Linked DNA regions of Mus musculus: region 2 is linked to region 1. The links are chromatin loops, found by intact Hi-C in ENCODE. Cell type or tissue: heart. All regions are shown on one strand. Each heading gives the region's core, and the rest is flanking DNA. Links, peaks and the distances in the headings are about the cores only. Region 1 overlaps Mgat5 (mannoside acetylglucosaminyltransferase 5). Region 2 has its middle 13 kb from the start of Gm41945.

Region 1 (5,378 bases), core at 238-5,237:
TCAGCTACTTAGTGAGTTCAAGGCCAACCCAAGCTACATGAAAACAAGTCTCAAAACAAAAACAAAAAGTTGATCACAAATACATATTATGAAAGCTGTTATAAAACTGCAGTGATATGGTGTATACATGTATAATGGTATATAATGTACATACCATGGTTTGTATTCTATACTGTAGAACATGATTTGCCATGATTCATGGGGCACATAAAAGATGTATACTATAATGCTGTCCGTTAGGATTGGGAAGGTGTGTTCTGTCTCAGAATCCCAGGACTGTCACTTCCTGGCCTGTAGACTGGTGAGAACCCGGTGTCCTCATCAGTTACAGAGTTGTGTCAGTGAGGGATGAAGGAGTTGCTGTCATATGCTCTGTTCTTCATGTTCCTTGTTGCTGGGACAAAACGCCTAACAGAGAGACTTAAGGGAGGAAGGGTTCTATTTGGCTCATAGTCAACGTGGAGATAGGCTGGGGTAGGGTGGGGTTCATTGAGGCAGGGAAGGCATGAGAGCAGGAGCAGGAGGCAGCCGTTCACACTGACCACAGTCAGAGAGAGAGGAGAGAGAGAGAGGGAGAGCAGAGAGAGATGGATGCTGGTGCGCAGCTCGCTCTCTCCTTTCCGTTCATCCCAGGAACCCAGCCCATGGGAGGGTGCTTCCCACCTCAGCTTATGCTATCTAGAAATTTTTTCACAGAGTCGCCCAGAGGCTGCTCTCCTGGGTGGTCCCAGCTCCCCTCTAGTTGGCAGGATTTGCCGTCACACTTGCTTGGAACAGAACTTGGAAAGTGAAGGGAACTCGGATATCAGGGTGGTTTTTGTAGAACTCCCATGTGTTTCTCTTCTTGGATGGACTGATTCCAGAAAGTGCCATGGTCCCTGAGTCTCATTTATAGTGCAATTTTACTGATTTCCTTTGAAATGCAAATATTTGTCCTCATGCCCTTCCAACCACAGCTGATGCCTGTGTTCTCAACATAAGGCAAAGCCAAAAGGAAACTTGGATTGAGGTTAGAGCCAGATGAAAAGTCAGTTTGTAGAAACTGTGTATGTGCAGGTGCCAGCAGAGGCCAGAGGCATGGATTCTCCCTGGTCTAGAGTTACAGGTGACTGTGAGCCGCCACACATGGGAACCACGCTTGGATCTTCTGCAGGAGCAGCAAGTGCTCTTAACCACTGAGCCTTTTCTCCTACAGCCAAGAAGGTCATGTTTTGTAGTATCAGCCAGGCCTATGGCTTCGGATTCTTCATAAGCAGAGGGAAGAATGCTCGTGTTGAGAGTGGGGTTCTTGCCACAGATGCTAGGATGCAAACAGCTGCTGGGCAGCTCCTTGTAGTCTGCCACAGGGAGCCTAGGGTCAGTTAGAATCACCTGCCTCTGGGTATGTGTTGAGCAAGGGGTTCTTGTGCCTTCATGTTTAAGAAACCCAGGGTCTGGTGACAAGTTGTGCTACTTAGACTTAGAGACATAGAAGGGTCAGACATGTGTTCTGGCGGTTGTGTATGTAAGTGTGTGAAGTCCTCAGCCACCAGCATGCAAGCTGCTGTTCCGCAAGTTGAGGGCTGCTTCTAGATGTAATGTGTTTTTCACACAATCTCAAATTTGATTTAGTACCAAACTACGGTTGCACCACGGCACAGTAAGAATAGACAGGGGTGTGGCTTAGTTACTACTATGTTTGCCTAGCAGGTAGGGAAGCTCTGGAGTCCATCACCAGGAACACATAAGTTGTAGTGGTGACTGCCTCGGTTCTAGCAATGGAGAGATGGATACAGGAGGAGGACAAGTTCAAGGTCATCCTTGGCTGTATAGTGAGTGGCCTATATAGGGGGCCATAGGAGACCTTACTCCAAAAGGGAAAAAAAATAGACTTTTTCCTCCCTCTCTCACCATCCAAGCTAAATGCTAAAAGAATCTTTGACACACAAAAAAATTACACATGTGTAATTTTTCTTCTTTTGTGATTTTTAATCATCTTGCTTTTATTATGTTTTAGATAATATATCATATAATAAGACCCACAAAATACTTTAGTCATTGTGTTGTAAGTGCCCGTGTAGGGACATGGACAAACTGCGTCGTCACAGGACAAATATCCCAAGAGTGGAGTGTTAGTCACTCCACCGTTTCCTGAAAATACACGTTTAAAGCTATCATCTTAAAGTCTAGAGCCCCAGAGTGACAAAAGAAAGGGTGCTTAGCATGCACTGGCTCTCTTCCCAGGACCCTGTTCTTTCCAGTTCTAGTGCCCTCCCCTCTGCGCTCCTCAAAAAGGAGGGAAAGTAAGCAAAACTAGCCGAAAAACAGCTAGCAGCCAGCCCTTGCTTTGTCTCTCATTAGCCATTGCATTTATTTAGTAATTTCCTCTTCAGCTAACTGTAGCCATGGCTCTTGCCTCTGGGCATGTGTTCAAAAACACAGAAATAGAATAAGAGATTGGCCTGACTGAGCACAGCTCCCCAGTCAGAGCCCTTGTTAGTCCCTCTTCCTGTGGCCCACCTTAGCCACACCCCCACCCCACCCCTCACCCCCACCCCTGCCTTAGAGATGAGCTAGTGTAGCCAGCTTATCTCCACAGAGTGCATTTGCAGCACCACCTCTCTAACTCTTCATAAGGATGAGAACAGAGCTGGGGTGTCTCTTTCTGAGCAGGTCAGCTCTGATGGGTTGAAAAGGTCTCTGCAGGCTGGGAATTGGCTCCCTCAGTAGTAAAATATATCCTCAGCCCCACATGAAAACGCCTGGTGTGGCTGCACTCACTCACCGTCCCAGCCTTTGGGAGGTGGAGATGGGTAGATTAATGGAGCTCACTGGCCAGACCTAGCGAAGCAGCAGCACAAGTTCAGTGATGGACACTGTGTTGGGGTGAGGGGTGGGGCAGGTGGAGCTAAAAATACAGCTCAGTGCTTAAAAGCACATGCTGCTCTTTGAGTTTCCAGCACCCATGTCAGGCAAGCCGCAGCTTCCTACAGCCCCATTTCTTGGGGGTCTGATGCCCTCTTCTGGCCTCATGCAGGCACACACCTATACAGATAAAGTAAATGTTTTGGAAAATCGATAAGGTGGAAATTGATTGGGAAAGACACCTGAACTCTGGCTCCCACATGCATATAGTGACACTTGTGTGTAAATCCCACCCCTCCATCACACACACACACACACACACACACACACAGAGAGAGAGAGAGAGAGAGAGAGAGAGAGAGAGAGAACGAACGAACTTCTGGGCTGACTCTGTTAATGGCAAAGCATTCCTTAGCTCTTAGAAACCCAGAGCAAAGCAAAAGAGAAGTTTGCTTAAGCTTTAACTCCGTGTAAGCACCCGAAGGTGAATGGTCATGACTGAAGTTTCAGAATGTGGTTTGCACTGAATGGCCAGTCTCAATTACTGGGGGAGTTCGCTTCTCTGTTATTTATGCTGGTTTTCTTTGAGTCAGACTAAACAAGGGTTGCTTCCTTTCTTATCAGCCATGTATGACCTTCACTGAGCCATCACCCGACATGCTGAAATTTATCTGAACAAGATAGGTAGAGTTGATGAGGGTTGCTATTTTAATCAAGAGAGAATTGTCTTCTGATCAGATAGCTCCCTCCTGGTAAAACATACTTGAAAATCATACAGGGCTGGGGCAATAACTCTACTTGTTAAAATGATAGCCACAGGAAAATCTGAATTCAATTCCCAGAACCCACATAGAAAGCTAGGCATGAGGACACACGCTTGAAACCCAGCAGAGAGAGGAAGCTCGCTAAGATCACTGCCAGGCAGGCTAAATGGTCAGTGAACTTAGTAAGGACCCTAGTGGGGGATCCTGTCTCAAAACAAAGTAGACAGCACATGGAGAATGGCACCTGAGGTGTCCTCTGACCTCCACACACATGCACACATAGACATAACAACACACACACAATATTTCAAAACCTATAGTCCCAAAATACAAATGTTCTTGGCTCCTCTGGTATAGCTTCCCACTTGGGTATATGATGAAGTTGTAGAACCCATAGGTAGGGTGGACCAGAGGAAAAAATCCTTTTTTTTTCCTTCTAGAATAGTCTGCCCTATTCACATCCCAGCTTTGAAGAAATTGGCTTTTATTTTAAAGAGGTTTATACTCCAGAGACCCTCGCTTTTTGTTTGGTCTTTGGTCCACACATCTGTCCAATATAAATCCAAATGGCAGTCATGGCTGGCTGTTGGTTAAAGGTGCTTAAGGAGACTTATTCTTGTTGCTGGGTGGTGGTGGCTCACGCCTTTAATCCTAGCACTCTGGAAGCAGAGGCAGGCAGATCACTGTGAGTTCAAGGCCAGCCTGGTCTACAGAGCAAGTTCTAGGACAGCCAGGGCTACATAGTGAAACCTTGTACTGAGATGCAGTGTGTGGCTGTTGTGTAAACAACCTAGTCTGCACTCACCAAGCCAAGATGGCTAGGGTGTCATCAAGCCATGAACCTCAAGGGACAGCTGTTGTTTATACGATCTTTATTTGACTATTACTGTGTAGTCCATGACTGTACATCTCGTGTGTGTGTGTGTGTGTGTGTGTGTGTGTGTGTGTGTGTGTGTGTAAGCCGAAGGTTAATGTTTGTTATTTTCAGTCACTTCTTAGTTTTTTTTTTCTCTCCCTCTCCCTCTCCCTCCCTTCCTCCCCCCACCCCCATCTACCTATCTATTATCTATTTTGAGGCAGGGTCCCTCAGTGAACCTTTGAGTTTATCTTTTTCTACTAGCCTGGATGGCCAGAGAGTTCCTGGGATCCACCTGACTCCCCACCAACGCTAGGATTACAGATGCATACCGCCACAACCCAGCATCTCTACACGCAATATCCTAAAACTCAGATGCCCTTGCTTATGTGGCAAGTGCCCTCCTCCTCTCCCTCCCCCACCCCCACTGAGCCATCTCAACCTGATCACACTCTAATTGCCAGGCTTAGCCCCAGTACTCCACTTAATATTTTCAGACAGTCTCTCACTGAACCTGGAACGCAGAGATTGGGCTGTGCTGGCTTCCCCCACCCCTCACCCGACTCCCCACCCACCCCCAGCTCAGCCATCCCCCAGCCCCTGTACATCTTTTCTCAGAGAATCAGCCCAGTGGAGGTGAGATTGTAGATTAGGCTGCTTGGTTTTCATTCCCCCGCCCCCCAGAGGAGACGGTAAACACAGCTGGGATTAGCATAGACTGTGAGCTCCTGGATAAGGTGGAACTGAATGATATCCAGACGCACCAGTGGTCAGCGCTGGCCTGTGTCGCCTGCAGTGACTCTGCTGCTCTGTGCCTGCTAACTACTCACAGCCCTGTCTTTTGCTTTCTACATCAGCTCATACCCCAGACAACAGCTTTCTGGGCTTCGTGGTGGAGCAGCACCTGAACTCCA
Region 2 (5,378 bases), core at 261-5,260, 400 kb before region 1:
TTATGATAGCAGAGAAGCTGTGGTGACTGGCTCAGTCGATGAAGTGCTTACCATGTAAGCAAGTTAAAAAAAAAAAAAAATAGATGGAGAGACACATGCCTGTAACTGCAGTGCTAGGTAGAGATGGGATGGTAACCAAAGCTGGTCAAATCACCAAACCTGTGATTTGACCACCAGGGAAAGAGACTATGTTAAGAATTAAAGTGGAAAATGACTGAGAATATACCTAAGGTTGACCTCTGGCCTCCATGTACACACACACACACACACACACACACACACACCACTTACAAAGTTGTGTAGCTACACCCATACAGAGAAGGCTCAGTCCAAGGTTGGCCTCCCATGGCTGGCTGGCTCTGAAGCAGATGGCCCAACAGGCCTCTCTTGCTCTAGTCCTTCTGCCGCTGGGTACCATCAGGACCTGGACACTCAGCTGTCTTTACAGCACAGGCAAGTCACTGAAGTTATTTAGCCTCCTGTAGACCTGGGCATCCAGAGAGGTGGAATTGTTTCCCTCTAAATTGTTTTCTGCTGAATCAAATCCTACTTCACACTCTGGGTCGGAGAGCTGCCAACCCAGCGTGTCCATCACTTCTGTTTTCTGCTTGAGTTTCATTCACAGTCAGTCTGCCGAAGGTCTGGGAAGAAAGAAGGAAGTGCTGATTTTTCAACTGAGAATAGCTCAAATTACCAGGGGACTCCTTGGTCAACCTACTGTTCCTGCAGACTTCAGGCAACCAGCCTGGTGGATGTGTTCTATTTCAATTATCCCCAAGGAAACCTTCCTTCTCAGGTGACAGCAGTAATAACCACTTTCCTCTCGGATGCTGTCCACAGCCAGGTCCAAAAAGAGCCAGGCAATTCTGCAGCAGGCTCTTCTCTGAAGAGCTTGGGCCAAGCTGCTATATTCTAGTCCTGGGATCATTTACCTGAACAATTTCAAATCACAAATTAATTCATTCCCAGGGCTGGGGAGATGACTCAGCAGGTAAGAGCCCTTGCTGTATATGCACGAGGACCCGAGTTTGAACCTCTTGTATCCACATGAAAAGCCAGGCTTGGTCACATGCCTGCCTGTGACCCTGCATTGGGGATGGAGACAGGAGGATAGCGGGGGCTTCCTGTCTGTATTAGTTACAGTTTTATTGCTGTGAAGAGACACTAAGACCAAGGCAACTCTTATAAGAGAAAACACTTAATTGGATCTGGCTTACAGTTTCAGAGGTTCAGTCCACTATCATCATGGCAGGAAGCATGGCAGCATGCAGGCAGACATGGTGCTGGAGAAGGAGTTGAGAGCTCTCTACTCCTTGATCCACTGGCAGCAGAAGGGGACTGTCTTCTGCAGGCAGCCAAAAGGAGGCTCTGATTCTACAGTGGGCAGAGCTTAAGCATAGGAAACCTCAAAGCCCACCCTCATAATGACACACTTCCTCCAACAAGACCACACCTACTCCAACAAGGAGTAGTGCCACTCCCTGTGGGCCAAGAATTCAAACACATGTGTCTATGGGGGCCAAACCTGTTCAAACCACCACACTGGCTATCAGCCTATTCCAGATTCAATAAGAGACAAGGTAGGACATGATAAAACAGGACATCTAATGTCCTTTTGTAGCCAGCACATGTGTACACACACACACATATATACCTTTAATGCAGTTTCTCATGTTGTGGTGACCCCCCCCCAACCATAAAATCATTTTCATTGCTACTTCATACCTGTAATCTTTCTACTGTTATGAGTCATACCATAAATATCTGATATTTCTGATGGTCCTAGGAAACACCTGCGAAAGGGTTGCTCAATGCCCAGGCTGAGAACCATTGCTCCCCATTCTTTTCCTTGCATACTCTTTAATACTTCAGTCACAGTACAGCTACCCCAAAGTCTTCTGTAAGTCTGCCCTTCTGTCATAGCGTTCTGATCTGGTTTTGCTCTTTGCTCTCCACTCAGCATTAACTGCTTAATCCGACCCTGGCTTCCCAGTAGTAATTCCCATGGTTCCCACACATGCATATTCAACTGCAGTCAAGTTCAGTGATTAGCGAATGGGGAAAGGAGATTAGCAATAAATCAAAGTCTTAAGGAAACCATTTGTAGCTTATAAGAAGAATGCCCCCATATGCACTGTATTTCAAACGATATTTACATCTGCTCTTGTAGTACAGGACATGAAGTGTAGCCGGATCAAATGCCATTGATCTGGGAAAGACAATAGAAACATAGTGACTCTCAGTGGGCATGTGTCTCTGTAGTGCGGTGTTCTACTTTCACATCTGTTGCTATGATAAAATACCTTGGATAAAAAGCAGTTTAATGAAAAGGGGCTTATTTTAGTTCACAATTCCTGGTTACAAAACATCCCTTCGGGGACATCAAAGCAGCAGGAACTTGAAGCAGCCAGTTACATCACACTCATAGTCAAGAACAGAGAGCAATAAATCAATGCATGACTGTGCTCAGGTCACGTTCTCCAGTTCATTGACCTACATACACATACACACAATAATAATAATAATAACAATAATAATTAATAATAATAATTCAATAAGAGAATTTGCATTGCTCAATGTCAGATTCTCTAGTACCTATTTTGACTCTAGAGCTCATTAATCCACAAAGCATAGGAAATGTATAAAAATTTGCTACCCATTGCATTCACTGGCAAGGACTGCTATAACAAAATGCCACAGACAAGCTGAGGAAACAACGGAAAAGTATTTCCTCGATGTTTTGAATGCTGGGAATCCAGGAGTTAAGTTTCTAGCAGTTTTCACTCTGACTCTTCCTCCAGCCTGTAGATGGCAGTCTCCTCCCTGGAACCTGTGTTCTCACTCTTCTTACAGAGGTAACTTGTCTTGTTGCTCTACTTGACAAAATCAGTTTAAGGTGGGAAAGGTTTATTTGGTCTGGCAGTTTGAGGGCACAGTGCATCTTGGTGGAGAAGGCATGGCGGCAGGATCGTGAGGCAGCTGCTCACACTCTATCTGCACTCCGGAAGAAGAAGGCGGAGGGGAAAGTGACCAGGCCCACATTCAGTGATCTGCTTCCCCCAGCAAAGCACTGCCTCCTGAAGATTCTACCACCTTCCCACATGGTGCTACCAGCTGGGAACAAGGATTTGAACATGTGATCACAGGACATTTCACATTCAAACCACGACATAGGAAAACCGAATGCATGAGATTAGAGGTTATAACAACGACTTGATTTGACTTCGTTGTCCCCCATAAGGACTTCAGCTCCAAATAGTCTCATTCTAAGAGACTCAGTGTTAGGATTTCAGGGCTAGAGATGTGGCTCACTTGGAAAAGTGCTTGCCTAGGACACACAAAGACCTGAGTTTGATCCCCAGCACTACATTAACCAGGCATGCTAGCATACATCTATAACTATAACTAAAACATACATCTGTAACTACAGCACTGGTCAGAAGGAGGCAGGAGGTCAAGGTCATTCTCAGCTACACCAGAAGTTCAAAGCCAGCCTAGGCTAAATGACCCCCACCCCACACTGTGTGGATGTGTGTGTGTGTGTGTGTGTGTGTGTGAGAGAGAGAGAGAGAGAGAGAGAGAGAGAGAGAGAGAGATTGATATGAATGGGAAGGATACAATTCATTCCCTAATGTCCCCCTTTGTATATGAGGCTACAAACCCAGAAAAACTCAACGTATCAGTACTACATTGTATGGTCCAGGCAGGACTCGAACACAGATCTATATGACTCGCAAGTTTCTATATTCAATTGCTATATAATGAGCAGCAGTTAACCCCATTCTCTCTGTCCATTTCTCTTCTATCACAAGATACCCCCTCAAAAGACCTGATTTCCTTAATTGATAACTTCTACTTTTACCTTGTGACCAAGAGCTTGTCTGTAGCTCTGAATAAACCAGTTTGCTCACTTGAAGTTCAGATCTAGGCTAGAACTCATGGCACTAGCTGAAACCTAACCTGCTGATTTAAACATCTGTGGCAGATAATGCCAGTTCCATACCCTCCCTAGCTTGGCATTTCTGTTGCAAGGCATGGCCTACCAGGTCCTAAGGTTAATACAAGGAGACTTCCCAACAATACCCATTCTGTTAATTAACCCCAAAAGTTTACACAGGCCAGATCATCAACTTCCTGTCAACACTTGGCTCTTAAATCTAACCTAAGTCTAACAGGTGTTCTAACAAACCACGGCACAATCCACACTGCATGTTACAGCAGACTTAATTGCTCCAAATTCTGGGAGTGCCCCAACTATTTACTCTGAATAGCTAGCTGCCTTTCACTACTTTGTCTCTTGATAACATTCAATGCCATTGACCATTGACAGAATTGAAGGGGCGGTGGGAGCCATGACAGTCAACTTTGCCACAAGACTGCTTTCTTTCCCTAGAACCAACAGCATTCTGGGAATGATAGGAACTCTACCAGGGACAGGCTGAAGAGATGGTTCAGGGATTACATGCACACACTGCCCTTTCAGAGAACCCGTATCCCAAGCACCTTTATCAGGTGGCACACAGGTGCCTGTGACTCCTGCTCCAGTGCATTACTGATGCCATCTTCTGGATGCCATAGGCACCTGAACTCATCTGTGCACATAATTACCACAACACACACACACACACACACACACACACACACACATGATTTTTAGAAATAAATACTTCAAAAGGCAACATAGCAACGAAATGAGTCACGTGTATGTCTCCTTTACTCCCTTCTTTCTTTTTCTTTTTTGTCCACCTAATAATTTGAATTTAAAAATGTCTCAGAATGGGACAGGATTTTACCCAAAATCTAGAGAGGTGGTACTGTGGGCAATAAATTCTCTTGTCAGCCGTACTTGAAAGAGCAGCATCTGGGGCTTGGGACAAGCAGCAATGTATGTCACTAAGTGACCCGGACTAGCAGGTCATTCTTCAGTGCCAGAATCGTGAGGAAGAAAGGCTGCAGGAACCAGAGAAAAAGGAGATGGAGTAGGTGAACCCCAGACGTCCTGAGCAAGCCATGGTTTATGCCAAGCAAGCTTATTAATAAGTACAGCAGTATATATACTATTCCCAGGGGAGAAGTGGGCCGTGTCAAAGGAAAGCTATATCATATAATGGGAGTAAGTTGGCTAATCAAACAATGTTGCAAAGGGGAACATAGACTATCTCCTGGGTGTCAGAGACCAGTGGCCTTGGAACCAATAACCATAGCTTCTTATCGTGGGAAGAGGTGAGTTCTCAGGATCTACAGCTCCCCCCAGAGCCCTGTTCCCACTGGCTCTGCCAAGAGTATTCCTGATTTTAGAGAAGGAACCTAGTTGTGACCCTTGGGGAAAGCCTTGTATCAGGATCAGCCTAGCCGTCCACAACTGAGCACACACAACC

Evidence for each region. A loop is a pair of places that touch in the nucleus more often than their neighbours do. Peaks named below come from ENCODE experiments on the same cell type or tissue, not always from the same donor. Only the 100,000 strongest peaks of a DNase experiment are listed, where the experiment ranks them.
Region 2: a loop joins it to region 1, with 2.9 times the contacts of the local background. A loop is called at or near these places in 2 of 42 quality-filtered maps.

Annotation. Positions count from the first base shown.
Region 1 is chr1:127,406,806-127,412,183 of GRCm38, forward strand. It overlaps Mgat5 (mannoside acetylglucosaminyltransferase 5), which reads left to right. Exons shown (of 18, transcript NM_145128.3): 12 at 5,322-5,378. The region is part of intron 5 of Gm51746 (a long non-coding RNA gene); the gene reads right to left. Among named protein-coding and RNA genes, the nearest start is that of Gm51746, 28 kb to the right of the region's middle. In heart, for the core only: a CTCF peak has its summit at 3,000 (motif pointing left); a DNase peak (open chromatin) is centred at 2,896; H3K27ac peaks cover 899 bases.
Region 2 is chr1:127,009,256-127,014,633 of GRCm38, forward strand. No RefSeq gene overlaps it. Among named protein-coding and RNA genes, the nearest start is that of Gm41945, 13 kb to the right of the region's middle. In heart, for the core only: a CTCF peak has its summit at 2,798 (motif pointing right); no DNase peak of the experiment used is centred there.